Linked DNA regions of Homo sapiens: all the other regions are linked to region 1. The links are chromatin contacts, found by Hi-C or POLR2A ChIA-PET in ENCODE. All regions are on one chromosome and are shown on one strand. The core of a region is the stretch at or near the end of the contact, and the rest is flanking DNA. Distances in the headings are between cores, read along the strand shown. Region 1 holds the start of TMEM208 (transmembrane protein 208). Region 2 holds the start of GFOD2 (Gfo/Idh/MocA-like oxidoreductase domain containing 2). Region 3 holds the start of DYNC1LI2 (dynein cytoplasmic 1 light intermediate chain 2). Region 4 holds the start of ACD (ACD shelterin complex subunit and telomerase recruitment factor). Region 5 overlaps LOC100505942 (a long non-coding RNA gene).

Region 1 (5,362 bases), core at 972-3,471:
CCTGATAACACTTTCAACTATTCAAACCATTCTGTCCCTTCCTCCCAGATACAGGTGTAATGCACAGGCTTTAGGCCAGGCTAACCTAAACTCATTCAAATTCCAGCTCCACTACTTCCACATATACTGATGTGTGACCTTAAACAAGGTACTTGACCTCTGGGAGTTTCAGTTTCCATATCTATAAAATAGGGATACTTTAAAAAAATCTAGATCATAGCCTCATGGGGATTAAATTTTACATATATATAGTGTGTGTGTGACAACTAGATGTTCCATAAATGGTTGCTGGATTGCTGTTACTAAAATTTCTACCTCTGCAACTTCCCCACCTCAGTAGCTCAGATTTCTACCACCCCAAACCTGGATTCCTTCCACAATCTCCCACCTGAACTCTTTGCCTCCAAGTTCATCCTTGCTAATACATTATGCACACTGTCACAAGGTTAATTTTTCCTATAAAACAGTTTTCAGTTTCAGCTCACCCCTGCTGTAAAACTTCAGGGTTCACAGTACTCTCAGGACAGTCTCCACTCCTGGATCAGCACTGCCAGGCCTCTGTGCCTGATTGGACTCGCTGGTCCCCAAACTTCCCCAGTCCAGTCTCCCCATTGCCCTACGCACACAGCATGTCTATTTCCTTTTGCCTATGCGGGCCTTTTCCCTGGGATCCCCTTCTTGAAGCTTAACTTCACCAACCCATTGTGATCTCTCCTTCCTTTCTCAGATGCCAAGCACGCAGGCACAGTGCTCAGCCAGTGCTTACTGGATTAAATTAAGGTTGGACAGTCCAGTCCTCTACCTCTATTTTCACCAAGAGTATGCTCAGGGAAGGGGTCGGGGAAATAAAGCAGTCATTACTGAGAGGACAATGACTGGCAGAATAGACTTCTGGGCCAGGAAGGGAGGCATAGGGAAGACAGTATTGATGGGGACTGGGACTGACCAAGTCCCAATCCCTCCAGGGAGGCACGGAAGCCTGTTTGAGCTGAGTTAAGACAGTGGCCATCCTGTCTTCTGGGGCTAAGCAGCCAGCCCAAGAGCAAAGGGAGAGGGGAACAAACCTGTCATCCCTTGGGGTGAGTCGGGAAGGGACACAATTCATTGACCTAAGAAGAGGGTGGCCTTTCTAGAGGGACAAGAGGAGGCAGTGATGAGGATGGAGTGACCATCCCATGAGTCCCATCTCAAGGGGGCTACTGGAGATAATGATTGGTCACTCATGGGGTCTATGGGGATGGAAATAGATAGCCCCTAAAGCTAAGGGGGAAAGGGATAGCACTGCAAGCTCAATAGGGGTGGGAACAGGCCTATTTTTGCTAAGGACAGGAGCATCATTCCAGGACCGATGGGAAAGGGTGGCCTGTTTCCCATGGGCAGAGAGAGGGGGCTGCCAACCCTCAGGACAAAAGAGATGGAGAAGCCATTCCAACAGGCCACTGAAGACAAAACCTGTTATCTCCCTGGCAGATGGGGCAGAGTGGTCTTGCCCCTGGCTAAGGGGAAGGAGCAAACATCCCACGGAGTGAAAGAGGTAAGGGCGGCCATCACTAGGGGCCTAGGAATGGGGAACAGGCCTATCCTTGTTAAAGGAACTCAGAGATCATTGCAGTTGATGGGGAGGGAGCAGTCTGTTTCCCACTGCCAGGGAGAAGGGGCGGCCGTCTCTGTAGGAAATGGAGAGATCATCCCAAGGGACCAATGGGGATAAGATCAGTTACCCTTCGGGACGATGAGATGGAGCGGACATCTTCCAGAACTGAGCGGGGAGGAGACAGCCACTTCAAGGGAAGGGGATGGGCAGAGGGCCTGTTCTCGCGGAGATGACAGGGCAGCTATCTTCTGGGGCCGATAGGGAAGGGGAGGACGGTCCCCCAAGCTAAAGGGACAGAGTGGCCCAAAGGAGGAACCGTTACCCAGAGCTAGAAGGTCCCGGGATCGGGAGGGCGGGTCGTTTCCGCCAGGCTGGAGGGGCCGGGCTAGCTATCTGACAGCCCCTCCCCAAAGCTCAGGACCGCGAGGGCGGGGCCTGTCCAGAGCTAGGCCTGAGGGCGGCTTCCTCTCACCTCCAGGGGCAGCGACTCCGCCATCGCATCCCTGCCGCCTCCGCCCCCACTGCGCAAGGCTTTCTGGGAAATGTAGTCTCGCCTCTTTGGGGCGGGGCTTGGGAAGGAAGTGAGACCTATTTCCGTCGCAAAAGCTGACGACTTCGGTCTGCGCCGGAAGTGCATGAGCTGCCGATGTGGTGCTTAGTGATTGCGGTTTCGGTCGCTCTCCCGTGTTTCCCGGGCTGGGTATTTGCCTCGCACCATGGCGGTAAGGAGGATGGATAGGGCGGGGTCCGCACCAGCAAAGCTCTCCAGGGGCTGTGAGAGTGAAAACTGAGAAAGAACATTAAGGGATATGGGGTGGGCCAGAGCGGGGCGCCATCCCTGGCCAGACCGTGCTAGAGCTGGGCTGGGGGGATGGCGGCGCAGGACCATACCAGGACTAGTGCCAGAGCGGGGTGGGCATCAGTACCAGGGCAGGCCAGAGATCTAAGTGACCTGAGGTGGGGGTTAACCCAGATCGGGACTACGCCAGCGGAGGCCTGAGAGAGGCACCATTCAACTCCGCTCAGGAGTACCCTTGGAAGAGTCGTTAGCCTAAAGCCAGACTACCACGGGATCCAGAGGCGGTATTAGCTTAGGATTGAATTGTTCCAGGGCGAGCAAGAGGCGATTGATCCTAGCTGCGGGTGCTGGAGAGATGGCGTCAGCCCTAGGCAGAATGGACTGGAGGATGGGTGGACATCCCAGGGATTTTGCTAGGTTTCTGCACTACGGGGACCTGGCTGAGTTGCGGATGGAGCTCTATAGCTCACCAGGCTGGTGGGGAGAATGAGGAGGACCGTGGCCTCCTGACGGCATCTCATCATTCCTCTGCAGCCCAAGGGCAAAGTGGGCACGAGAGGGAAGAAGCAGATATTTGAAGAGAACAGAGAGACTCTGAAGTTCTACCTGCGGATCATACTGGGGGCCAATGTAAGTGCCTACCTCCTTGCTTCTATGCCCACTTATAGTCAGTTCCCTAGTCCTCAGCCCTGCTTGGTGACGAGGAGTGGTACCCGAAAAAGCTCTAGAAGAGAGCTCCAGTCAAAAAGAAATGAGAGATCTGGGCACAGAGAAAGTGCTAACTAGTAAAACACAAAGAAAATGAAGGCGTGAGTCGTAGCTGAATTTGAGAGCTCTTCCTACCTCCAAGTACACAAAGGCTTCTTTCCTGGGCTGAGTTGGGTGTCAGAGGAGAGTGGGTATTTGGGATTCAGGGAGCAGGGCCCTTTCTTCAACCCTGTAAGAACAACCTTGCTCCTCCCACAGCCTGGCCTAATTCTTGGTCAGAGTTGAGGGAGACCCATGGTTTGGAGGTAACTTCTGACCCCAACCTGATCCTGTGATTGCTTGCAGGCCATTTACTGCCTTGTGACGTTGGTCTTCTTTTACTCATCTGCCTCATTTTGGGCCTGGGTAAGTATCTCCATCCTGGGAGGTGGATGAGTGCGTAGGGTCAGTGGCTGGCCTTTGATACCCTCATTCTTGCTCTGCAGTTGGCCCTGGGCTTTAGTCTGGCAGTGTATGGGGCCAGCTACCACTCTATGAGCTCGATGGCACGAGCAGCGTTCTCTGAGGATGGGGCCCTGATGGATGGTGGCATGGACCTCAACATGGAGCAGGGCATGGCAGAGTGAGTGTCCCCCACCGCCAGCCCAGGTGAGCGGCCCCAGGGCTGGGGCCCAGATAGCCCAAGAAGCACAGCTACTTGTAACTTGAAAAGGGTGGAAGGGAGTTGCAACTTGAAAAGGGTGGAAGGGCCCATATGCTGTCTTTCCAGCTTTATTTCTATCCACAGGCACCTTAAGGATGTGATCCTACTGACAGCCATCGTGCAGGTGCTCAGCTGCTTCTCTCTCTATGTCTGGTCCTTCTGGCTTCTGGTATGTGGGCTGGGGGCGCTCCCAAGAAGGGGCATCTAACCCTCCCCATCTTTTATTCCCTGCATCTTGCTTCAAGTTACCGTTTCTCTTGTAGGCTCCAGGCCGGGCCCTTTACCTCCTGTGGGTGAATGTGCTGGGCCCCTGGTTCACTGCAGACAGTGGCACCCCAGCACCAGAGCACAATGAGAAACGGCAGCGCCGACAGGAGCGGCGGCAGATGAAGCGGTTATAGCCATTGACATTGTGGCCACAGGCCACTGGCCCTGGGTGGCTCTGTCAGGGTGCACAGCCCCTCATGCCTGGAGCAATGAGGGTCTAGTCCAGGGGCCAAAAGCAGTCTGAGGTATTGGGTATACTTATACTCTATAGGGTCGTTGAATAAATGGCTTAGAATGTGGCTGATGGCTGTGTGGGTGATGAGGGATGAGGCAGGAAAAGCTGGTCCTATGGGATTTCCCTCCTGCTACAAACCCAGCCTGGTGGGGACCCTGAAAGAAGAGAAACCTGTTGGATTAGCTAAGAAAATTTTATTTTGCTCCGTGCGTTCAAGGAGCTCACACACATGCACATGCATATGCATGCACACACACACATACACACACACTCACATGCATACACACACGGCTAATACTGCTCAAGGCATGGCTCCTGGGCACAGAGTTCTGGGGCCAGAATTCTGCTCTGGGCCCTCCTCACTCTGTCATCTCCTGCACTGCAGTCCAGGGTCCAGATAGATTTCCGGGATACAGCACCTTCACACCTCCAGGCCAGGACCCTTGCTTAGTCCCAGTGCCTGCACCAGGTCATCTCCGAGCCCACTCTTCAACGTCCTTCTCACTGCAGGGACAGAGCAGGGTTGGAGGGGGTTGATGGGGTTCAGGTGGGCAGTGGGATTGTGGGGGGTTACTTACAAGACTTGCGGTTGCCGCGGGAACGCTTGCGTTCCCTAGCAGCTAAGGCACGAGGACTGCTCTTGGTCACTGACTGCACCAGAAGGTCCATGATCTCATCTGATGTATCACTGGGTAAACTGGAGCCTGGGGGTTCTTCTGGGGATGCAGTGGAGGGCCCCACTGTGGGCATGATTGGGGAGCTGCTCTGGACCATGCCTGAGGAAGGCCAGATAGCAAAGTCAGGCCAAGGTGGCACTGGAGCCCATTCCCCACAGCTGCTATGGGCCTCACCTCTGCTGCGGCGATTGTGTGTGGTGTCCTCAGGCCTGCTGGTCAGCAGACTCTTCATACTAGCATGACTGTCAGCATCTCCCCGGCCTGGCCCGCTGCTCACTGCTACTGGGACAGAGGGGTTGCTGGGGGCTTCCCCAGCCACACCTGAGAACTTCTCTGTCTGGAGAAAGAAGAAGGGTGAGCTGGGAGGAGCGAAGGAAAC
Region 2 (5,362 bases), core at 1,174-3,673, 490 kb after region 1:
TTTCTTCTTCTTTTTTTGTTTTTTGAAACAGAGTTTAGCTCTTGTCCAGGCTGGAGTGCAATGGCGCGATCTCGACTCACTGCAAATTTTGCCTCCCAGGTTCAAGCGATTCTCCTGCCTCAGCCTCCCAAGTAGCTGGGATTACAGGCGTGCACCACCATGCCCCGATAATTTTGTATTTTTAGTAGAGACGGGGTTTCATTATGTTGGTGAGGCTGGTCTCAAACTCCTGACCTCAGGTGATCCACCCACCTTGGTCTCTCAAAGTGCTAGGATTACAGGCATGAGCTACTGCGCCCGGCCCAAAGCTTTCTTCTTTAAACTGATTTCACCTGTTAACATTATTATACTTCCAATGTATCTTCTTATAAGGGCAAGGGGAAAAACCTGCTGCAAAGTCAAATGTAAATAGAAAATTAGTTTTTATCAAGCTAGGGACAAACTGACTTTGATGATTAGAATCAGGGACCATCTTTTAAAAATCACATAGTTCTAATTTTTAAGTTTTGGGTCAGAGGAGGCTTTCTAAAAAATTGCTAGTTCTACTACCAATGTGTTCTAGTATTACTATAGAAATCAGATAGCAATTGCCCTAGCAAATAAAAATAATAATGAGGGCTGGGTGTGGTGGCTCACACCTGTTATCCCAGCACTTTGGGAGGCCAAGGCAGGCAGATCATCTGAGGTCAGGAGTTCAAGACCAGCCTGGCCAACATGGTGAAACCCCTTCTCTACTAAACATACAAAAATTAGCTGGGCGTGGTGGTACATGCCTGTAGTCCCAGCTACTCAGGAGGTTGAGGCCAGAGAATCGCTTGAACCTGGGAGGCGGAGATTGCAGTGAGCCGAGATCGCACCACTGCACTCCAGTCTGGGTGACAGAGTGAGACTCCGTCTCGATAGATAGATAGATAGATAGATAGAGAATTAGACCCAGACCAATGATTATTCCATGGCAAAGTGGGAAAACCAGGTGGTAAGAGATAACCTCTCACAACAGAATCTTTATCTGTGAAATAAGGATTCGACCAACAGAACCGTCTGTTGAAAATTTCCTCTCTTGGTCCAGGCAGGTTCTCTAAACTCCCAATCCCAAAGCAGTTAATTTTTTCACGTTTCCTGTAAAATGGATGGCCTTAAAACTCTTTTGTTCTCTAGTGTAGCTTTCCAGAAGGAAATAAGTTTCCTTATCAAGAATGAATCTAGCTTCCCCGACTCAAAAACAACCATCTTCTCTATATTGCTCCATATCACAATAAATTTAAGTGCCTTCCTTTTCTAAATTAAATGCTGTTCCCTTCAACTTAAGGGCCACACACTAAGGGCTATTCCTTTAGAGGCTTTTGGGCCCCACAGATCACAAAGGTGGTGCCCTGCCCTAGTTCTTTCTGGACATTTAAAAGGACATCCACTTTCTTGCCCTCAGGATAACATTATGGGAACAATGAACATAAATAAGACAGTTAAATAAGCTTCCCTGATGCCTATCCAATACAGCTTTCAACTCTTCTATCCTGCCTTGTTCTTTAGATCGTGCTGTAGTCTGGAGGGTAAACTCTTCACACAACCATTCCCAAGCCCTCATGTCCCTGTCCACTCTTCCTCCCTCACCTTTTAAGTGTGATAGGGCCTTGATGGGAAGACCTCACTTCACCTTTTGTCTCAAGTCCATCTGCTTCCTTCCAGAGCTACAAATACAAAGGTAGGCCAGGGCCATTGAGACGTGGCCATAGGGCACATGGGAGCTGGCAGAGCCACTCGCACCTTCTGGGGTGTCCCTTCTTCCACCTGTCAACTGAACACCCGTTTCTTAAAGATTTATCCCCAAAAGTCCCATCTCATTCTGAAAGGGGACGAACCAGCTACCCCACGAGCCCTTTGTCTGAGCTTCTACACCTCACACATCCTCATCCACAAAGCGTCCATCCTCACACAGTCAGGTGGTCCGCTCGGCACAGGGCGGGGGAGACTAGGTTTTTGCATCTGGTAAAAGGATGGGTTATGTCTCAGGTTCTTCCAGGATCCCAAATCCTATAATTCTACCACCAAGCCTGCGGGTCCTATTTCTGCGGTGGAAAGGGCGAATCCCAAGGCGACCCTCCACTCCACGCGCCTGCAGGCAGTTGGAACAAGCCCCCTCCAACCCCGGCTCTGCGGGTCCACGCCTCCAACCTCCGGCGCCGGGCCGCGGAGAAGGCCCTGTCGGCGCCCGCTCCCGGCCGCGCCATGCCCTCTTTCGCCCTCACCCGCCACCGGTGGCCGCCTCTCACCTGGCACGCTGGCATCGCCCACTCCGCGCTGCACTGGAAACCATGGGTCCGACGGGGTCTCGGGGGCCACCCATCCGCCTTAAGGAAGGCTGGCGGGGATGCGCGGGCCCGGGAGTCCAGGGCGCCGCCACCGGGAACGCGCCGCCTGGTTTCTAAGGAACTGGGGGCTCTGGAAAGGGAGGGGCGGGACGGCAGGAGGACTGCGCATGCTCCATAACGGGGATGGGCCTGCGCTGGGAGGGGCCGTAGCCGGGAGCTGCGCATGCTCGCTTTTTGGGGGCGGAGCTTAAGCAGCCTGGCTAGGAGGCTCAGGTTATTCATTTCCGGCGGCGGAGGCGGCAGTTTCCTAAGCTTGGCTTCTCTCCGGTCCGCTGACCGGCGTCAGGGACCAGGTTTTGGTAGCTGTGGGTAGCCTCAGTTGTCCTGGAATGAAAGACGGTTTCGTGTTGGACAAGGACATATCTGCAGAAGGCCAGTTCTCTCGAACTCGTCGGACTTCCTGGCTCCCTGACCCCCAGTGACTCGTTTTTCCGTTTTCTCAGGTGCCTGTCTGGGCTCCTCTTCCTCTGGATGTTTTTTGATTGTTCCTTAAATATCAGTGCTCTTCAAGACTGTAACCTCAGTCCCCTTGGCCTCTTTACTGAAGCCTATGCCCCACCAAATAGCAAACTATCCGCTAGAGTAAGGAAGCCGTTAGACCTTAGAATAAAACTGCCTGTGTAGGAAATGTGATTGGGGTTTGTATCTGCATGGGGAGCCCCCGTCCCTGCTTGTCTGACCCTCCTGCTGAGTATCAAGATCCCCACTCAGCTGGCATTAGGATGATCTCCCAGCCATCATTCCAGAGCAGCCTGTGGTGACAGAATATGTCAGCTGACCTAAGCGTGAGGCAGTTCCTACTGAGATATGCTAACTAGCAGCAGAGCTATCCCTGCTTTGAGCGGAGACAGGACTCCTACCACCTCTGTGAGGAGCATGGAAGGCTTCCAAAGTGATGAGAAGTTGTAACCCCTAAACCCCCCCTCTTCTGATGGGATTTTATCCTTTCTCTCCTGGATCCTCTAGAGCCAGGCAGAAGGAAGGCAGAGTCAAAATGTGCCTGTTTGATCTGTTTCTTAGTCATTGTTCGGAGTTCCACTCTTCTTGAGTAGGATTTCTCAACAGTGGCACTATTGACATTTTGGACCTGATAATTCTTTGTTGGGCAGGGGTGGGGGGAGCTGTCTGCATTGTAGGATGTTTGGCAGCATCCCTGGCTCTACCCAGTAGATGCCAGTAGCACCCCAAGCCCAGTTGTGACTACCAAAAATATCTCCAGACATTGCCAAGTGTCTCCCTGGGAGCAAAATCATTCCCAGTTGAGAACCACTAGTCTAGGGGGAAATGAGCCTACTCTGGCTTTACTTATATAGAACCAGGACTTTATGCTTAATCTAAAACCCATATTTTCCCCTTTATGCTACCTCTTCCCTAAGAGCATTCTATAGAGTAATAGTCCTGTAAGATTCTGCTGAGTGACACAGTCTGTAGTAACTTAAGTTTGGAAAGTGCAGGGTTAAGCAACACATTTTAACACAGGATTGAGCTTTTAATTAGCTGGTGGCGATCACTGTGAACATCCATAAGACAGTTTTCCTAATTTACTGGACCACCTCCCAATTCCAGTGACTTTTTTACTGGCAAACCTCCCCTAATTTACTGGCAAACCTCCCAATTCCAGTGACTTTTAGCCACTGCCTGCCCCCTTCTGTTCTGTGTTATTTTGTGGTACTATTATCCATCCCATCACCCCCAACCAAAGTCTGCATTTGCCTTGTCTCTTGCTTCTCCTATTTCCCTCACATTCAGTTATTCATCTTGTACCTCCAATTCTCTCCTAAATCTTTCTCAAACCTGCCCTCTTTGCAGCCTCCTACCTGGGTTCTTTTGCTCCAATTTGTCTCCAGTACCACCTTCAGGTGGACACCAGCATGATCTACCGTATCCCTCCTCTGCATAAAACCCTGGTGCCTCGGGGACAGGGCAGGCAGGAGTGGGCCAGTCACACCACTGGGCATCCTCATGGAGGAAGGATGCTCATGTGTACTGTGTGTATCCCTGTGTGCCAAACACTGCTGTATATCTGCCATAATCCTCTACCTCCACGGGGCAGAAGGATTTACCATGTTTTAAGGATGGGGAAACAGTCTCGGAGAAAGAGGTTAACTTTCCATGTTAACACAGTAAACGGTGCGAGGATTTTGAAACAAGCTCTTGCTCCTCAGGCAAGAGACAGGAAGCTAATTTCAATACCCGTCAGGCTGGGTGCCGTGGCTCACGCCTGTAATCCTAGTACTTTGGGAGGCCAAGGCAGGAGGATTGCTTGAGACCAGGAGTTCGAGACCAGCCTGGCCAACATGGTGAAACTTCTCTATAAAATATACAAAACTTAGCCAGGCATGGTGACACATACCTGTAGTTTTAGCAACTTGGGAGGCTGAGGTGGGAGGATCACTTGAGCCTGGGAGGTTGAGGTAGCAGTGAGCCATAATCATGCTACTGCACTCCAGCCTGGGAGAGAGAGCAAGACTTTGTCTCAAAAAAAAAAAAAAAAAAAAAAAACCCAAAAACAAACTCTCAAAAGAGGTACCCCCAGAAAACTTTCTGACTGTGCAGTATTTGAGGCGAGCATATTTGGAATTTTATTTTTTATTTTTTTAGGCAGGGCCTTGCTCTGTCATCCAGGCTGGAGTGCAGTGGCGCAATCATGGCTCACTGCAACCTCAACCACCCAGGCTCAAGCAATCCTCCAGCCTCAGCCTCCTGAGAAGCTGGAACCACAGGCAGACACCAACATGTCCAGCTAATTTTTTCTATTTTTTGTAGAGGCAGGGTCTATGTTGCCCAGATTGGCCTCGAATTCCTGGGGTCAAGCGATCCTCTTGCCTTGGCCTCCCAAAGTGCTGGGATTACAGGCGTGAGCCAATGCACCTGGCCCTGGAATGTTTTTGTTGTTGTTGTTGTTGTTTTTGAGATGGAGTTTCACTCGTCACCCAGGTTGGAGTGCAATGGTGTGATCTTGGCTCACTGAAATCTCTGCCTCCCAGGTTCAA
Region 3 (5,362 bases), core at 1,305-3,804, 480 kb before region 1:
GTACTTCATCTATTCTGTGATTAACTCTCTGAGAACCAAACAGAAAACTGAGAATGCCTGGCCATGCTGCAGGAACTGCACCCAAGGAAGCAGTCAGAGTCCTGCATACACCCCCTTACCATGGGACCAATGCTTCACTCACCATCTCGGTCCTCATCATGGACACTGAGGTAGAGATATTCTAGGCCTCTTCCTTTTTTGCCATGCTCAGCTCCTTGTAGTTTAGTCATGAGGGTTGTTTTACCAGAACCATCTTCACCTACAAAGGATGTTTGCAAGACAAAGGTGTACTGTTTATTCCGGGCAAGGATGGGGAGGCATGACACTCACATGACACGGAGAAACTAAGAATTTCATGCAAAGTCTGCTGTTGAAGTCTCACCTGCTTTCATAAACAAAGGACTTTGCTGGAAGAGTGGTTGGGAGGGTGGGGAGGAGAGGGTGGTAAAGGCAGCAAATTCCAAGATCTAAAATGACATTCTACTGCAGTTATCCTTACTTCAAAAGGGAAATAATGAGGCAGGTCCACAGGCCCTATCTATAATTTATAAGACATGCATTCGGAGAAGTGAAAGTAAAAGGTAGGGTTAGTTTCTCACAAGAAAAAGTTTCACCACAAGAAAAACAAGAAATCTTCAAAATATGATACAATTAACCTAAAAGTCCAGGTACTGTGAACTAAAAAAAGTCTGATCCTGCTTCACAATGGTGAAGAATGGAAGTTATTCACTTTTGATTTTAGTACATCTCCTTCACAAACATTCTGAAGGCTAAGAAACTGACGAAAATAATTATAGACCTAGCAAAACTCTTCAGTACAATCTCAGTTAATTATTAAGCACTTCTTCATCTCCCTCCACCCAAACAACACCCCCCTTCCCCGGATCCTTAAACATCAAGGAGAACCATCGCCAAACATTACTAGGCACTTCTGCCATTTAATAATATGGAATTACAGAACATGAGAATTGAAAGGCAGTCAGTCCACAGATCAAAGACCTCCTCTCCATCTCCAATGCCTCTACCTTATTCAGGCCCTCTGCATCCAGACCAAGGTGAGGACCTGTCAGCCTGACTTCAGTACCTGCTCATTTTGAGCTACTGTCCCTCTGCAGGCAGCGTTCTTTCTAAAACTCAGATCTGGTGATCTTGATCCCCCACTTCTTGAAGATCTCTAAGGGTCCGGTATTACCTACCACAGTCAATTCCTGAGAAAGGTCACACATTCTAACAGTAGGAAAACTACCAAGGCAGTGATTCCCATGGGAATTGGGGGATGGAGGTGAGATAAAAGCCATTTGAAAAATCAGAGAACTTCAGGAAACAGCACTAACTCTTCAGCCTTCCCACAATCTGCCCCCAACTTACCTTAGCAGCCACCAACCACAAGGCGCTTCTAGCAGTTTCCAAACCCCACACCCTCTTGTCATCTGTGTCCCTGCATACTGACACTTTTCTGCAAAATACTCAACCCCCGAATCATCCTCCTTCACCAGCTCTAAGCAGTGTAATGCTTCCACAATAATCGGCATGGTGCAATGCAATCACCAATACATCTGTCTTCCACCAGACTGAGATTCTTCTATAGTGTTTAAGAGTCGCCTATGCTGAGCCTGTGCCCAGCCCACAGGTCCCAAGCAACAAATGGACTTGCTGTGTGAATGTACCCAAACTCCCTCACTTGAGGAGAGTGAGGCCAGAGGGAGTAAGGGACCTGACTCAGGTAACCTAGCAGTGAGGGCTAGCATAATGGAGGAAACGTCCCCAGTGCTGACTCTCTGTCCTCTGCAAAGTCCCTAAAACCTCGGACTATGCACTACTGATGAGGCTCAAAGAAGGCTCCCGTGGTCATTTCCCCACAGCTCCGAGCCCAGGTCACCTCGTTCTCCCACCTTCTCCACCTAATCTCATCTACTAGCTTCCCCTCTCCACGACCTCAATTTGGTAACCGTCGAGGCAATGAAGGCATAGAGGGCCAAGTGACTGAAACAATATGCCGACAACCCCAAAGCACCACTACGCTCTCCAAAGAGGGCAGCATCCCACCCTCAGGCGCTGGAGGCTTGACCACTCTCCAGCTGACCGGCCAGGGCCGACGGTCCCTTTCCCGCCAGGCTGCGGGCAGGCGGCTGGAACGGGGAAGGCGGGGACCTGAGGGAGGGGCGCCCGCCTCGCCCACCCCAGCGACCTGGGGCAACGCCCCGCCGCCGGCGCTCACCGAAGACCAGGATGTTCTTGCCGGACGGCAGCTTGGACCTGGCGCGGGTGGACACTTCGCTCAGAATGGAGGACCTGTGGCGACAATGGCAAGAGTGGTCAGCCCCGGGCCGGGCTGGGATGGCCCGGCTCGCGTCGGCCCCTCAGTGTGTCCGACGGTCCGGCCCAGAGGCCGCGCCCCCCACGGCCCGGCCCGACCGCCCGCGGCCTCACCATAGGCTCTGGCCTTCCTCCTCCTCACTGGTCAGGTCGCCGGCGGCCGCCACCGCGGGCCCGTTGGGACCTAGCAGCAGCTTCTTCTCCACCCCCACCGGCGCCATCTTGCCAACTGCAGCCACAAAGAGGGCCCTCCCCCGGGCCCGCCGAGGACCCGCGAGGACCCGGGCCGGGCCGCCCCCCGCTCGCCGTCCCTCGCGCCGCGCCGCCCGCCGACCTTGCCGCGGCGACTGCGCCGCCCAACGTGTCCTCTAGGTCTGCGATGGCCACGGGCTCCCACGGGTTGCGAGGCCGCCGAGGTGGCGGGCGGCGGTCAGGCAGCCGCCGGGGCAGCCATGCGCGGGGAGGCGGTGGCAGGGGCGGGCACCGTCCGGACCGAGGGCGCGCTGGCGGCCTCTGCCGGCTGAGGGGCGCAGCGCAGCACCCCGCCACGCTCGCCGATTCCCCTGCGCCGTCGCGGGTCGGGCAGCCGGATGACCGACCCGAAAGCCTAGGCTTTGGGAATGAGACTGATGGACACAAAAGCGCCATTTATCTAGAGCTCACCATGTGCCAGAGTCACACATTATCTCACTGAATCTTATCTAACCCTTTCACAGATGAGGAACCTGAAGCTCAAAAAATTTAAGAAACCCACCCAAGGACCCAAGGCTAGAAGATAACATTCGGTACTTCTAATTTATTCCCCAACCTTGGACCATTATATCATGAACTTGGCCTAACCCTACTCAAGCCCTGCATTGAAAGACTAGCCTTAAGGAAGACCCCAGAATCCTCATAAATATCCTGCATTTCCCCCTCCTCCTCCGAAGACTAAAGACTGTGAAGTAGTGCTCTTGACCGCAGTGCATAATACACTTGGCTTTGCTTTATTAACATGCTTTTTAAAATGATGTTTTCAGGGAGCCAGCATTTCACACCAGAAGAGGAGCCCTTAATTTCCTTGGGGGCCAGCTGGCAGGTGCAGAGCGGGGAGAAAAATAAAAGGAAAGGGGATGGAAAAGGGAAAGAGCGGAGAGTAACCGAAGGAAAAACATACATTCCATTATCAAGCTTAATTTTAGGTGTGGCCTCTACTTGAGGGCTCTTGCCATTCTCTATGGAAACAGGCTAACAAGACATTTCTAAATATCACAAGGAAGTGGAATGTGGCAGAAAAGCACCACCTAAGTAGGTTTCAGATGAGTAGGATTGTGATCCTGATGCCAAAAAATCTGGCGGCATGAATTACGGGATAAAACAAATGGGCATATCATCTGCCAAACTGGATGTAAGGTTTAAACAAGACGAGAGTGAAAACCCACTGAGTTCCTCCCTTGGAAATCTGGGAAAATCAGGCAAAGTGCCAGAAGTCCTAAAAGGGCAAGCAGTGCTGAATTTTCACAGGACAGAAGATGGAGATGAAAATTACAGGCCAGTGAGCTTAATCAGCACTAAGTGAAATTTTGTGATTAAACACTAAAGGAAAAGAGAATACCAGATTTACACAGTATCTTTCTTTTTTGCAGGAGTACCAGGTAGGCGGATGCTGCAGATACAGCAAATGCAGATTTCAACAGGGCATTTGACAATTCACATCTTAGATGCGAAAGTGAAATCAATGCTGGATGATAGCACTGAGGCTTATTAAAGACTAGCCCAGAGGTGGCTGATGAAGAGGAGGGACCAGCAGATGAGGCTGCTAGGGGCCTGCCCAAACCTCCTGCCCTGGCCAGCCAATTCAGGGTGCCATCAGTGACTTGGATAAGAATACAGCAGCAGTCATGGAAGTTGTGGATGACCTGAAGCAGGAAGGGTTGCCTTATCTACTGCATGACAAACTGAGCAGAGACTAAATCTAACAAGTTGAAATTTAGCAGGAACTATTAAAGTCCTGTGGAAGAGTTTAACAAAAAAGCATAGGAAGGCCAGGTACGGTGGCTCACACCTGTAATCCCGGCACTTTGGGAGGCCGAGGCTGGCGGATCACTTGAGGTCAGGAGTTCCAGACCAGCCTGTCCAACATGGCCAAACCCCGTCTCTACTAAAAATACAAAAAAAAAAAAAAAAAATTAGCCAGGAATGGTGGCATCCGCCTGTAATCCCAGCTGCCTGGGAGGCTGAAGCACGATAATTGCTTGAACCCAGGAGACAGAGGCTGCAGGGAGTTGAGATCACACCACTGCACTCTAGCCTGGGCGACAGAGTAAGACTGTCAAATAAAGTAAAATTTAATTTAAAAATGCATAGGAATAGGATAGGAAATTATTTGAAATAAAAATGATAATCTAAACGTCATTACTGTATTAACTATAATCTAAGAGTTGGTCATGTAGAATGCCAAGAAACATCTTAGGGTAGAACCCATAAAACCTCACTGATGCTAACAAAGAAGCTAGCCCCCCATGCCAGTCAGGCTGGATTTCTTAGGGTGACATTTCTGGACACATTTTGCAAAGACAGAGGTATCCAGTGGTCAGTGACTAAACTCATAAGGGGACAAGACATCGTTCTGCTGCAACATGAAGTAACTAGGGCTCATCAGTATGAAGGATAAAGATACAGAGGGAGAAGAAGGGAAAGTGTAGACATTTCTGAAAAGCTAAAGCAAATAAACATACACCAAAAAGAAGTGAACCTGACTATATGATGTGGGAGTATTCAAAGCAACTGCATAATTAGTCTTTAGAAGAAGAAACTTTTTTTTTTTCCTCTAGGATACTACAATAAACAATAGAAGAGGAAACTTTTTTAAGAGATAGGGTCTTGCTCTTGTCCAGGCCAGAGTACAGTGAAACACTCATAACTAACTACAACCTCGAACTCCTGGGCTCAAGCGATCCTCCCACTTCAGCCTCTCAAGTAGTTAGGACCACAGGGGCATGCCACCACATCCAGCTAATTTTTAAATTTTTTTGTAAAGATAGGGGTCTCACTATGTTGCCCAGGC
Region 4 (5,362 bases), core at 1,102-3,601, 430 kb after region 1:
GGCTACCCATGCTCCCTCCCAGCTCTACCTCAGGCCTTCCTTGTTCTACCCTCCAGCTGCAGAGGGGCTATGCTCACCCAGACAGAGCAGGGCTCCTGGGCTCCCCTGGTAGCTCCGGTCCTGGGAAAAGGCGGCCGATTCTTGCAGGGCAACCCTACAAACTCCTTGAACTCCAGGCTAGGTTTCTGGGGCCTGGTCACAAGAGCCTGGTGTGGACTGGGGACATGGCTACGGGGTGAGAGACTGGGAGTGCAGCTCTGGAGTGGGGAGCTGGGGGTACGGCTGGCGTGTGGGGACCTGGGGGTCAGGGTGGCAGGGGCTGAGCAGATGGCTGGTGAGGGCTGGGAGCTGCTTCTCTGCCCTGGGTCTGGAGCAGCCAAGGACAGGGCAGGCAGAAGGCTGATGCTGGTACCACTTTCCTCGGATGACATGTGGCCGGGTAAGGCCGGGGTTCCTGAGGAGGAGGGGACTTATTGTAGGCACAGCCCTCTCCGCTCAGGGCAGCTGAGTGGCCTGCGAGCTCAGACAGGACTGCAGGGACCGTGTTCATCCCCCACCCACCGTGCACCTTTCACAGCATCCTGCGCAGCCCGGGAACCTGACTGACAGGCGGCAGTGAGTGCCTGTGACCTGTGCATCACCTCACCTGAGGAACTGGGTGAGGAAGGAGGAGAGGCTATGAGGGTCAGAGATAGGTCCTGCAGAGCCGGGTCTGGTGGGGGCAGCTCAGGGCCTGGGGGGTTCAGGAAGTCTTATCAGCACTGTGGACCTGGGCCCCAGGTATCCCCCCAACCTCTCCAGTCCCCCTTACCCTGTGTCCTCTGACAGGGGCCTAGAGAGCTCAGAATTAGCTGGTCATTCTCAGAGATGCACAGCATTGAGCTGGGGACAGTGTACACAGCTTCTCCCTGTGGGACATGAACTCTGTAGGACAGGCCCGTTTACTCTCATGTCCTGTGGGATATGACCCTTGCCCAACTCCTCACCCTGACATCTCCCAAGCAAATCCCCAGACTGACCGTGGCCTTGCATCGTGAGGCAGCCCAGTGGGTGACAGGGGGTGCTGTGCAAGGGCCCTCCAGTGTCAGGCAGCTTTCAGCCAGGCACACGAGTGCCCCCTGATGCTCCTGGTCCTCCCGCATTTCATCCAGAAGCTGGGACAGTGATAGGCCTGGGGACAGGGGACCATGGGATGAGTCAAGGCTTAAAGGGGAGGACCAGGAGGGTGAGGGGGAAGACAGCTTATTGAGGAAGCATAAGGTTAAGGCTGGAGAGATCACTGCACAGCGTGTTAGGATCACTGGTCAAGCTCTACAGTACCTGCATTGGACGAGGTGGACTCTGAAAGGTGCTCCCTACAGGAAGAGAGTGGCCAGGACTCAGGAACCATGCTGAGGCCTGTCTACCTAGATACACCATCCCCTCACCAAACAACACGTGGCCCCCGAGCCCAACCCCAGACTCACTCAAGGCAGTCATAGAGCTTTTTCTGAACATCTAAGTCTTGGTTGCTAAGAAAAAGAGAAGGGTAGTTAATGGGGGCCCAAGCCCTCCTACCCCATAGGCGTCTGCCAGCGCCGGCCAGGCTGGGGTGGGGAGAGCTGCTGGAGGGCGGAGGCATCACTTACCAACCAGGCACCCGTAGCCGGGGCTGCTCCGTGGGCAGCAGGCTGAAGCGGTCCACCTGGAGATAGAACTCTGCGGGCTGGAGGAGTTCGGGGGGAAGGGGGGGTCTCAGAATCGTCACGAAGAGTCATGCCCGGTAACCCGCCCAAGGCAGTCTCACCACTCACCGCGCCGCCCTCAGCGACCTGGACATGAACCCCGCAGTCCTGCAGCAGCAGCAGCCGGCCCTCTGTCCCGCGGAAGCCGAACTCCTTCTCCTCCCTGCAACAAGCAGGATCCTCACTGCCGGGCCCACCTGAACACAAGGCCCGCCCACCTCGCGCTCTCCTGCCGGACTCCGACCTCCAGAGCCGCGCGGGGCCTCTCACCAGTCCGAGGTGTCCAGGGCCTCCCGCGTCACCAGGCATCGGACACTGTGGGTCCCGTCAGACACAAGCAGCGTGGCCCCGACGTCGGACGTATCAGGGGCGTGGGATGGGCCCGCGACCGCGGCCTCGGCGTCCTGTAGTACCTGACGGCGGCGAGCGGCGTCAATCCCACCACCCCGGGCCTCCGCCTCGGTCTCCGGGCCCTGAATGGGGGCTCACCTCAAGCAGCTGCCCGGCTCGTGGACTGGAGGGTGTCTCTGACCCCAGAATCAGCTCCCGAATCCAGGGCCGTAGGACCAGCCTCCCCGAACCTGCCATCCCCACGGCTACACCCAGCGGATGCAACGGGCCCGGGTTTCCCGCGGGCGCCCAGGCCCCGCCTTTCCTCGGAAGAGGAAGCTCCTTCGCTGGGCGGGGCCGGAGGAGGAGGCCCCGCCCACGTACACCCCGCGCCTGCGCACGAGGGCGTCCTGCTCGGGGGCCTGTGTGCAGACTCCCGCTGGTCCACCCCGCTGGTGCACGGGATGCTGGCCCGTTTACTCTCATCGCGGCGTCACTCTGACAGCGGCCAGGCATTTGGGCCGTTCGTCAAGATTCCTGTGGTACCGGTAGGGAACAGAACAAGGGCTGGTCCCGTCCCTGGAGAGGGTTCCAGGGCCGGAGGCTGAGGCCGAGTGCCGTCCGAGCGAGTTGACTCGAAACCATTTCAGCACCGTGTGACCCCCGAACGGTTCAGCACATATTTATTATGACTCAGTTTCCTCATCTACACAGTGCACGGTCTTGTAAGGCCAGTGGAAATAAGAGCACACACACAGCGCTAAATAAATGGTACTTCCTTCGCCCTCCCCTCGGATTGGCGGAGCCCTGCTCCCCAGACTCCGGGGGCGCGCGGACCTCAGCGTGATGACGCAAGAGCGGAGGACGGCTCCTCTCCATCCACGGCTCCGTTTCCTAGGAAACGTGGACTCCGCGTTCCACTCTGCGTCGCTGCCCCCTTGACGTCACGCTCCGGATGGGAAGGCGGGGCGTGTGCTACCGCCAGGGGCGGGGCGGCGCGGGCGGGCCGGCCGGGCTGTGCACCTGCGCCTCGGCGGGCCGCCTGGGGCACCGTCCCCGGCCCGCCCGGCCCCGCCATGGCCCGGCCGCAGAGGACTCCGGCGCGCAGTCCCGATAGCATCGTCGAGGTGAAGAGCAAAGTAAGGGCTCCTCCGGCCTCGGCCCTAGGCGCTCCCAATTCCCTCTTTCTCCCCTTCCCAGCTCCTTGGTCCCCGCCACCTCTTCCCTCTATCCTCCAAGTCCCATTCTGCTTTTCTGCTCGCCTTCCCCCATCCGTCTTCCTTCCTCCACTGCTGGTCTCCAGCTCTCTGTGGCCTGAGTACCTGGAGGGCGGTAAGAAGACCTTGGACAGCGTCCCTGGTACTGGAGCTGAGGTCTGGGCTTAAGGCTGCCGCAAAAGCGGCAGCCGCATCTTTCCCATTCCTGCCAGCCTGCGGTGAGAAAGGGGCGCAGGCTGTCCTGACTCCTCCTCTCCCCCAACCCCGACTTCCAGTTTGACGCCGAGTTCCGACGCTTCGCGCTGCCTCGCGCTTCGGTGAGCGGCTTCCAGGAGTTCTCGCGGTTGCTGCGGGCGGTGCACCAGATCCCGGGCCTGGACGTGCTACTTGGCTATACGGATGCTCATGGCGACCTGCTGCCCCTCACCAACGACGACAGCCTGCACCGGGCCCTGGCCAGCGGGCCCCCGCCACTGCGCCTACTGGTGCAGAAGCGGGGTGAGGAGGGGTACAGTGGGCAGCCTCTGTGGGGTAAGGTGTCTGTGGGGCAGGTCTACAAGGGTTAGTCCATGCCCAGGGTACCCAAGCGTCACCCTCTGCAGTCCCTGCCCTTGGCTTGACCTCTAAGTGGTAGGAAATAGCTACAGTGCCCCCTGTAAACAGCCCAAGTCGGGGAGCAGGTCTCTGATCTCAACATCCCCCCTCTTCTGCAGCAGAAGCTGACTCCAGCGGCCTGGCTTTTGCCTCCAACTCTCTGCAGCGGCGCAAGAAAGGGCTCTTGCTGCGGCCAGTGGCACCCCTGCGCACCCGGCCACCCTTGCTAATCAGCCTGCCCCAAGATTTCCGCCAGGTTTCCTCAGTCATAGACGTGGACCTACTGCCTGAGACCCACCGACGGGTGCGGCTGCACAAGCATGGTTCAGACCGCCCCCTGGGCTTCTACATCCGAGATGGCATGAGCGTGCGTGTGGCTCCCCAGGGCCTGGAGCGGGTTCCAGGAATCTTCATCTCCCGCCTGGTACGTGGGGGTCTGGCTGAGAGTACAGGGCTGCTGGCGGTCAGTGATGAGATCCTCGAGGTCAATGGCATTGAAGTAGCCGGGAAGACCTTGGACCAAGTGACGGACATGATGGTTGCCAACAGCCATAACCTCATTGTCACTGTCAAGCCCGCCAACCAGCGCAATAACGTGGTGCGAGGGGCATCTGGGCGTTTGACAGGTCCTCCCTCTGCAGGGCCTGGGCCTGCTGAGCCTGATAGTGACGATGACAGCAGTGACCTGGTCATTGAGAACCGCCAGCCTCCCAGTTCCAATGGGCTGTCTCAGGGGCCCCCGTGCTGGGACCTGCACCCTGGCTGCCGACATCCTGGTACCCGCAGCTCTCTGCCCTCCCTGGATGACCAGGAGCAGGCCAGTTCTGGCTGGGGGAGTCGCATTCGAGGAGATGGTAGTGGCTTCAGCCTCTGACAGTCAGGATGAAGCCCCATGCCACTCCACACTGCTGGGACATGGCAGGGACTTCACAGTGGGGGTTTTTAGCTGGCTCACAGGGCTCCCTCAGCCTGGGGAACATTAAAGGTTTTCTACAAATACAGTCATGGTCCTTGTGTGTCCCAGTTCCAGCCTCCTCCCTGGTCTCACCAGCTTGCCTTCTGCTCTGGACTAAGGCAGGAGTGACATTGGGGAGAACTTCCTGCAATCAAGCAGCAGGAGGGCCACCAGGCTTGGCATTTTTAGGGTAAGAAAAGCTCTTATGGAAACAAATCCTGTGTACAAAATGTTTAATTTTGACAAAGCAGTTAAAAGGCTAGGGTGGCCCTTCTGCAGCCACTGGTGACTGGGAAGAGTGCTCTAGGGACACTGGCCACCCCCCTGCTCCTGTCTTCAGACCTCTGCTCTGGGATTGGGTCCAACCCTGTCCTTTGCAGCCATGTGGCGATCCTCAGCATGGAGCTCCTTGCCACTGTCCCCCAAAGGGGCTCAGTCGTCCATCTTCACGAAGACTTTGGGCCGAGAAAAGATCTTGATGGCCTCCTCTACCTGCACCAGCTTCCGGTCCAGCTCAGCACGGTGGCTCTGGGCTCTCAGTG
Region 5 (5,362 bases), core at 1,786-4,285, 290 kb after region 1:
CCTGGAGGGGAAGGTAAGAGTCCTGGGTCCCAGCCCAGCCTGGCCACTGGCTCACTGTGGCGACCCTCAAGCATGGCCTTGCTCCCTCTGGAACTCAGTGACCTCTGAGATCTGGGACCTCTGAGTCTGGGAATTGGGCAGGGTGACAGAGTCAGGTGACTCAACCTGCACCCGGTCTTGGGGTGTGGAACCCTGAGCAGAGCAGGTGGCGCTCTTGGAAGGGGAGGCAGACAAGGGCAGAGAAGGGGGCTGCACAGGGCTTTGTAAGAGAGAAGGAGAGGTTCCGGACCCAGCCTGCGGTCCAGGAAACTGTCTCAAAGGAAGTGGGTCTCGGCTGAGACCTCAAGGGTGAGCAGCAGTTAGGCGAAGGAAAGAGGAAAAGGCATTCAACTGTACGGCCCAGGCCAGGCGCAGTGGCTCATGCCTGTAATCCCAGTAATTTGGGAGGCTGAGGTGGGTGGATCACCTGAGGTCAGGAGTTTGAGACCAGCCTGGACAACACGATGAAACCCGGCCTCTACTAAAAATGCACTACTACGCGTGCTGATGCACATTTGTAGTGCCAGCTACTTGGGAGTCTGAGGCATGAGAATTGCTTGAACCTGGGAGGCGGAGGTTGCAGTGAGTGGAGATTGTGCCACTGCACTCCAGCCTGGGCAACAGAGAAAGACTCTGTTTCAAAAAAAAAAAAAAAACACTTCAGGGCCCACCCTGTGCAAAGATGGAGAGGTAGGGAAGGCAGGGTGTATCCAGGGACACAAAGAAGTTCAGTCCAGCTGGAACTACGCCCTCCTAAGGAGGAACTGGCCAGGGGTGAGGGGCCAGTGGGGAAGTGAGGAGAGACAGGTCCCACGGGCAGAGGTCATCCAGCTGCTGCGTGGACAATGAACAAGGACACCGAGTGATGTGTATCCTTGGCAAGTGATAGTCTAGCCAAGGGCAGGAAAGTGGGCATAGGGAAGAGGGGACTCACTTGGTGGCTGGAGGGTGTCAGGGAAGAGGTCTGGGGAAAGATTACATGGGGACCCAGGAGGGAGGGCAGTTCTGAAGGGAGGAGATGGGGCTGACTTTACACAATGGATTTGGAGGTGTCCGAAGGTCATCCTAAGTGGGGGAAGTGGAGCAAGAGATGTGGGGGATGAGACTCAAGTCATCACTGTGGGAACAAAAAGGAGGCTCTGGCCAGTGCGGTGGCTCACGCCTGTAATCCCAGCACTGTGGGAGGCCGAGGCAGATGGATCACCTGAGGTCAGGAGCTTGAGACCAGCCTGGCCAACATGGTGAAACCCTGTCTCTACTAAAAATACAAAAATTAGCCGGGTGTGGTGGCGGGCACCTGTAATCCCAGCTACTCGGGAGGCTGAGGCAGAAGAATTGCTTGAACCTGGGAGGCAGAGGTTGCAGTGAGCCGAGATGGCGCCATTGAACTCCAGCCTGGGTCACAAGAGCAAAACTCCGTCTCAAAAAAAAAAAAAAAAAAAAAAAAGACTCTGAGGGCCGAGTGCAGTGGCTCATGCCTGTGATCCCAGCACTTTGGGAGGCTGAGGTTAGCAGATCACTTGAGCTCAGGAGTTCAAGACCAGCCTGGACAACATGGTGAAACCCTGTCTGTACCAAAAATACAAAAAAATTTAGCCGGGCATGGTTGTGTGTGCCTGTGGTCCCAGCTACTCAGGACGCTGAGGTGGGAGGATCACTTGAGCCTGGGAGGCAGAAGTTGCAGTGAGCTGAGATCGCGCCACTGCACTCCAACCTGGTGACAGTGAGACCCCATCTCAAAAAAAAAAAAGAAAAGAAAAGGAAGGAAGGAAGGGATGGAAAAGAGAGAAGAGAAGATAAGAGAAGAGAAGAGAAGAGAAGAGAAAAAAGAAAAGAGGCCCTGAAGTTGTACCCTGGAGAGAAGTATCAAGAATGAGGTGTGGCTAGGTGCTGTGGGTCACGCCTGTAATCCTAGCACTTTGGGAGGCCGAGGCAGGCAGATCATTAGGTCAAGAGTTTGAGAGCAGACTGACCAACATGGTGAAACCCCGTCTCTACTAAAAATACAAAAATTAGCTGGGCATGGGGTGTGCACCTGTAATCCCAGCTACTCAGGAGGCTGAGGCAGGAGAATCGCTTAAACCTAGGAAGCAGAGGTGGCAGTGAGCCGAGATAGTGCCACTGCACTACAGCCTAGGCGACAGAGTGAGACTCCATCTCAAAAAAAAAGAAAAAAAAAAATGAGGTAAGGGGGTTGAGCTCCTGGAGGAGCTCACTGAGGGGCATGAAGGGAGATAGCCAGAGAAGCAGCTAGAAATCCTTCTCTTGGATCACAGAAGCCAAAGGACGCTTCAGAAGATGGGGAGGACCAGCTGTGCCCAACACACCTGGAAAGGTCAAAGGAGGAGAGGACTGAGAAGTGGAGGGACAGGGAGCATTTCTCCCTCTTGAAGAGGCTTTGGCATATGGAGGGGGTTTTAATGGTAGTGGTGGGGTTCCCAGGATCCGTGATCAGGTCTGAGTGTCAGCAGAGCTGTCACACAGAACCGAACAGGTTGTGCACTGCACTCTACAGTGACTGTTCTTGAATCCAGGACTGGCCGCCAGGGGCACCCCCTTGAGCTGGCGGTATTTTGCCAAGTCCGTAACTGCAGTGTAGACACTTCCCAGACGGTGGCGCCAAAGACCAACTTTACTTCTTAGGAGCAGAGTCGGGTTCCGCCTGGGGATTCTCAGCCCCAGGTCGTCATCCGATGGGACGGGGGAATTTCCAGATGCCTGGTGGCCGGGTCTCTCCTACCACCACACCCTCCAAATCTCTGTCAGAGCAGTTCACCTAGCGTTAGCAACTCACAGAAATAAACTATGCACCACACACTGCAGCCTTCCTTTGTCAGGGGGCCTGGGCTGAAAGGGTCCCAGGGGAGCAGTTCATCCCATGAGCTGGGAGAGGCGAAGACGTCCCTCCCACTTGTCCCTTAGGAGAAAGGAGTCAGGAAGGAAGGAAGGACGCCCAGCCCAGACCGCGAGACACACAGTCAATCGCCCCACCCCTTGCCCAAACCAGCAGAGCACCGCCCAGCTCACAGCTCCCCCTGGAGGCCGAGGCTGGACTAGCGGGGACAATGACAGCGACACTGGCCAGCCTCAGGCGGTGTCCCCAGGGAAGCGATTGCCAAGCCTAGAAATTTACACCTCCTCAGTGCAGAGGCCAGCCTGGAGATGGCCCAATAAGTAATGGCCATGTTGCTTTTGAAAACGATGCCATGTTGATTGCAAACCATTATTTGTATGAATAAATACAAAGAAGAAAATAAACCAAATGAAAGTACAACGCCCAGAGATGACGGGCATTGTGGCTCTCAGGACCGATGGATGCAGGTCTCACCTGAGGAGATTCCTGCTATGCAGGCTGTTCTGGAACTTTCTCCACTCCACCATGTTTTTTGTTGTTGTTGTTGTTGTTTGAGACAGAGTCTCGCTCTGTCGCCAGGCTGGAGTGCAGTGGTGCGATCTCAGCTCACTGCAACCTCTGCCTCCCGGATTCAAGCGATTCTTCTGCCTCAGCCTCCCGAGTAGCTGAGACTACAGGCGTGTGCCACCACGCCCAGATTTTTTTTTTTTTTTTTTTTTTTTTTTTTGAGACAGAGTCTTGCTCTGTTCCCCAGGCTGGAGTGCAGTGGCGCGATCTCGGCTCACTGAAACCTCCGCCTCCCAGGTTCCAGCAATTCTCCTGCCTCAGCCTCCCGAGTAGCTGGGATTACAGGCACACATCACCATGCCTGGCTTATTTTGTATTTTTAGTAGAGACGGGGTATCCCCATATTGGCCAGGCTGGTCTCGAACTCCTGACCTCAGGTGATCCACCTGCCTCAGCCTCCCAAAGTGCTGAGATCACAGGCGTGAGCCACCGCGCCTGGCCAATTTTTGTATTTTTAGTAGAGACGGGGTTTCACCATATTGGCCAGGATGGTCTCGATCTCTTGACCTCATGATCTGCCCGCCTCAGCCACCCAAAGTGTTGGGATTACAGGCATGAGCCACTGCATCCGGCCTCCACCATGCTTATTATATTGAGTGCCTTTCCATGTTCAGATATAAAACCCTCACTCCCTACCCCGCCCTCACCCCACTCACCTCTCAGACCTCACCTCCTGACCTCTCCTCTAGCCCACATGGCTCAACTACCACTAGCTCATTCTCACCTCCCAGCCCCCCAACCCCCCGCCTTTGCTGTTCCCTCTGCCTGGGACACTCTTCCTCTGGGTTGTTCAGTGACTGTTTCTTTCCTGTCACTCAAGTCTCAGCTCCAATGTCACTGCCTCAAAGAGGCCTTCCCTGACCAACCTGACGAAAGCAGCCCCTCAGCCCCACCACTCCAAACCACATTACCTGGTTTGGCTTCTTCACAGCTCTCCTCTCTCCCTCTCTCTGAAATCATCTTGTTTATATGTTAACTCATTTATTGTCAGTCTCCTTTGGCAGAGTGTAAACTTGAGAGCAGGGGCCTTGCTGAACTGGTCTGTCACTGTGTCCCCAGCATCCAGAATGATGCCAGGCGCATAGCACATGCTCAATCCATGCCTGCCATCCATTTGCAGTGGCTATGGAACATCTCAGGCCTATGTGCACCTCCTTTACCCTCCATCTCCCACTGCGGGACTATGTCATCCCTCTGTCCCTGATTAAACAAGCCAGTACTTTGGGAGGCCGAGGCAGGTGGATCACCTGAGGTCAGGAGTTCGAGACCAGCCTGGCCAACATGGTGAAACCCTGTCTCTACTAAAAATACAAAAATTAGCCGGGCATGGTGGCGCGTGCCTGTAACCCCAGCTACTCGGGAGGCTGAGGCATGAGAATCGCTTGAACCCGGGAGGCAGAGGTTGCAGTGAGCCGAGATCGCGCCACTGCACTCCAGCCTAGTGACAGAGCAAGACTCCATAAAAAAAAAAAAAAAAAAAAAAAAAAAACAGTAGTCAACATCTTTTGGCACAGATGTTTTCCTGCATGAACAGCTATTTCTTTGGGGTAAATTTGCTGAAATTTGGTGAAAGGGAGGTTTGCACTTGCCATCCTGATAAATTCTGAAAAAACTACCCTTAAACTTTTTTTTTTTTTTGAGACAGGGTCTCGCTCTGTTGCCCAGGCTGGAGTGCAGTGGCACAATCACGGCTCACTGCAGCCTCAACCTACTGGGCTCAAGCGATTCTCCCACCTCAGTCTCTTGAGCTGGGATTACAGGCATGCGCCACCATGGCGTGCTCATTTTTGTGTTTTTAGTAGAGACTGGGTTTTACTATATTGCCCAGTCTGGTCTCTAACTCCTGGGCTGAAGCCATCCTCCCACCTTGCCTCCCGAAGTGCTGAAATTACGGGTGTGAGC

What was found. Hi-C counts contacts between places; a loop is a spot of excess contacts on that map. ChIA-PET counts read pairs that join two places held with the same protein, here RNA polymerase II (POLR2A). Pooled maps may share reads with other maps.
Region 2: a loop to region 1 is called in a pooled map, with 20 times the contacts of the local background. The contact joins the promoter of GFOD2 here to the promoter of TMEM208 in region 1. A Hi-C loop is called at or near these places in 10 of 50 pooled maps. POLR2A ChIA-PET finds 5 or more read pairs at or near these places in 2 of 52 experiments (T-cell and activated CD4-positive, alpha-beta T cell).
Region 3: a pooled map shows a loop between it and region 1 (10-fold over the local background). The contact joins the promoter of DYNC1LI2 here to the promoter of TMEM208 in region 1. A Hi-C loop is called at or near these places in 6 of 50 pooled maps. POLR2A ChIA-PET finds 5 or more read pairs at or near these places in 2 of 52 experiments (Caco-2 and activated T-cell).
Region 4: a loop to region 1 is called in a map of ovary, with 6 times the contacts of the local background. The contact joins the promoter of ACD here to the promoter of TMEM208 in region 1. A Hi-C loop is called at or near these places in 3 of 168 maps with a recorded cell type or tissue (dorsolateral prefrontal cortex, naive thymus-derived CD4-positive, alpha-beta T cell and ovary), 4 of 37 single-sample maps with no recorded cell type and 18 of 50 pooled maps.
Region 5: a loop to region 1 is called in a pooled map, with 3 times the contacts of the local background. The contact joins the enhancer-like site here to the promoter of TMEM208 in region 1. A Hi-C loop is called at or near these places in 4 of 50 pooled maps. POLR2A ChIA-PET finds 5 or more read pairs at or near these places in 2 of 52 experiments (HepG2 and PC-9).

The regions. Positions count from the first base shown.
Region 1 is chr16:67,224,909-67,230,270 of GRCh38, forward strand. It overlaps TMEM208 (transmembrane protein 208), which reads left to right and starts at 2,222. Exons shown (of 6, transcript NM_014187.4): 1 at 2,222-2,316; 2 at 2,928-3,023; 3 at 3,447-3,506; 4 at 3,587-3,723; 5 at 3,889-3,973; 6 at 4,068-4,370. The coding sequence starts at 2,311. The coding sequence ends at 4,205. FHOD1 (formin homology 2 domain containing 1) reads right to left here. Exons shown (of 22, transcript NM_013241.3): 20 at 5,158-5,320; 21 at 4,885-5,082; 22 at 4,481-4,810. The coding sequence ends at 4,728. It also overlaps the pseudogene FBXL9P. RefSeq lists an enhancer at 2,025-2,374.
Region 2 is chr16:67,716,893-67,722,254 of GRCh38, forward strand. It overlaps GFOD2 (Gfo/Idh/MocA-like oxidoreductase domain containing 2), which reads right to left and starts at 2,424. Exons shown (of 3, transcript NM_030819.4): 1 at 2,271-2,424. RefSeq lists an enhancer at 1,742-1,821 and silencers at 2,182-2,231, 2,292-2,341.
Region 3 is chr16:66,749,055-66,754,416 of GRCh38, forward strand. DYNC1LI2 (dynein cytoplasmic 1 light intermediate chain 2) reads right to left here and starts at 2,555. Exons shown (of 13, transcript NM_006141.3): 1 at 2,431-2,555; 2 at 2,219-2,292; 3 at 143-259. The coding sequence starts at 2,537. DYNC1LI2-DT (DYNC1LI2 divergent transcript) reads left to right here and starts at 2,698. Exons shown (of 2, transcript NR_133569.1): 1 at 2,698-3,846; 2 at 3,942-5,362. RefSeq lists a silencer at 2,183-2,982 and an enhancer at 2,196-2,911.
Region 4 is chr16:67,657,909-67,663,270 of GRCh38, forward strand. It overlaps ACD (ACD shelterin complex subunit and telomerase recruitment factor), which reads right to left and starts at 2,352. Exons shown (of 12, transcript NM_001082486.2): 1 at 2,214-2,352; 2 at 1,995-2,137; 3 at 1,794-1,887; 4 at 1,629-1,705; 5 at 1,467-1,511; 6 at 1,321-1,355; 7 at 1,020-1,171; 8 at 812-908; 9 at 647-733; 10 at 78-454. The coding sequence starts at 2,312. PARD6A (par-6 family cell polarity regulator alpha) reads left to right here and starts at 3,052. Exons shown (of 3, transcript NM_001037281.2): 1 at 3,052-3,193; 2 at 3,547-3,769; 3 at 3,988-4,866. The coding sequence starts at 3,131. The coding sequence ends at 4,739. It overlaps ENKD1 (enkurin domain containing 1), which reads right to left. Exons shown (of 7, transcript NM_032140.3): 7 at 5,037-5,362. The coding sequence ends at 5,253. RefSeq lists an enhancer at 1,682-2,265 and silencers at 2,419-2,528, 2,839-3,318.
Region 5 is chr16:67,518,601-67,523,962 of GRCh38, forward strand. All of the region lies in intron 1 of LOC100505942 (a long non-coding RNA gene), which reads right to left. It also overlaps a transcript of RIPOR1 not described here. Among named protein-coding and RNA genes, the nearest start is that of RIPOR1, 7.5 kb to the right of the region's middle. RefSeq lists enhancers at 252-311, 2,731-2,990. Within about 2 kb of position 3,036, at least 39 of the 41 ENCODE cell types and tissues checked have a DNase peak (open chromatin) inside an H3K27ac peak, as active enhancers do.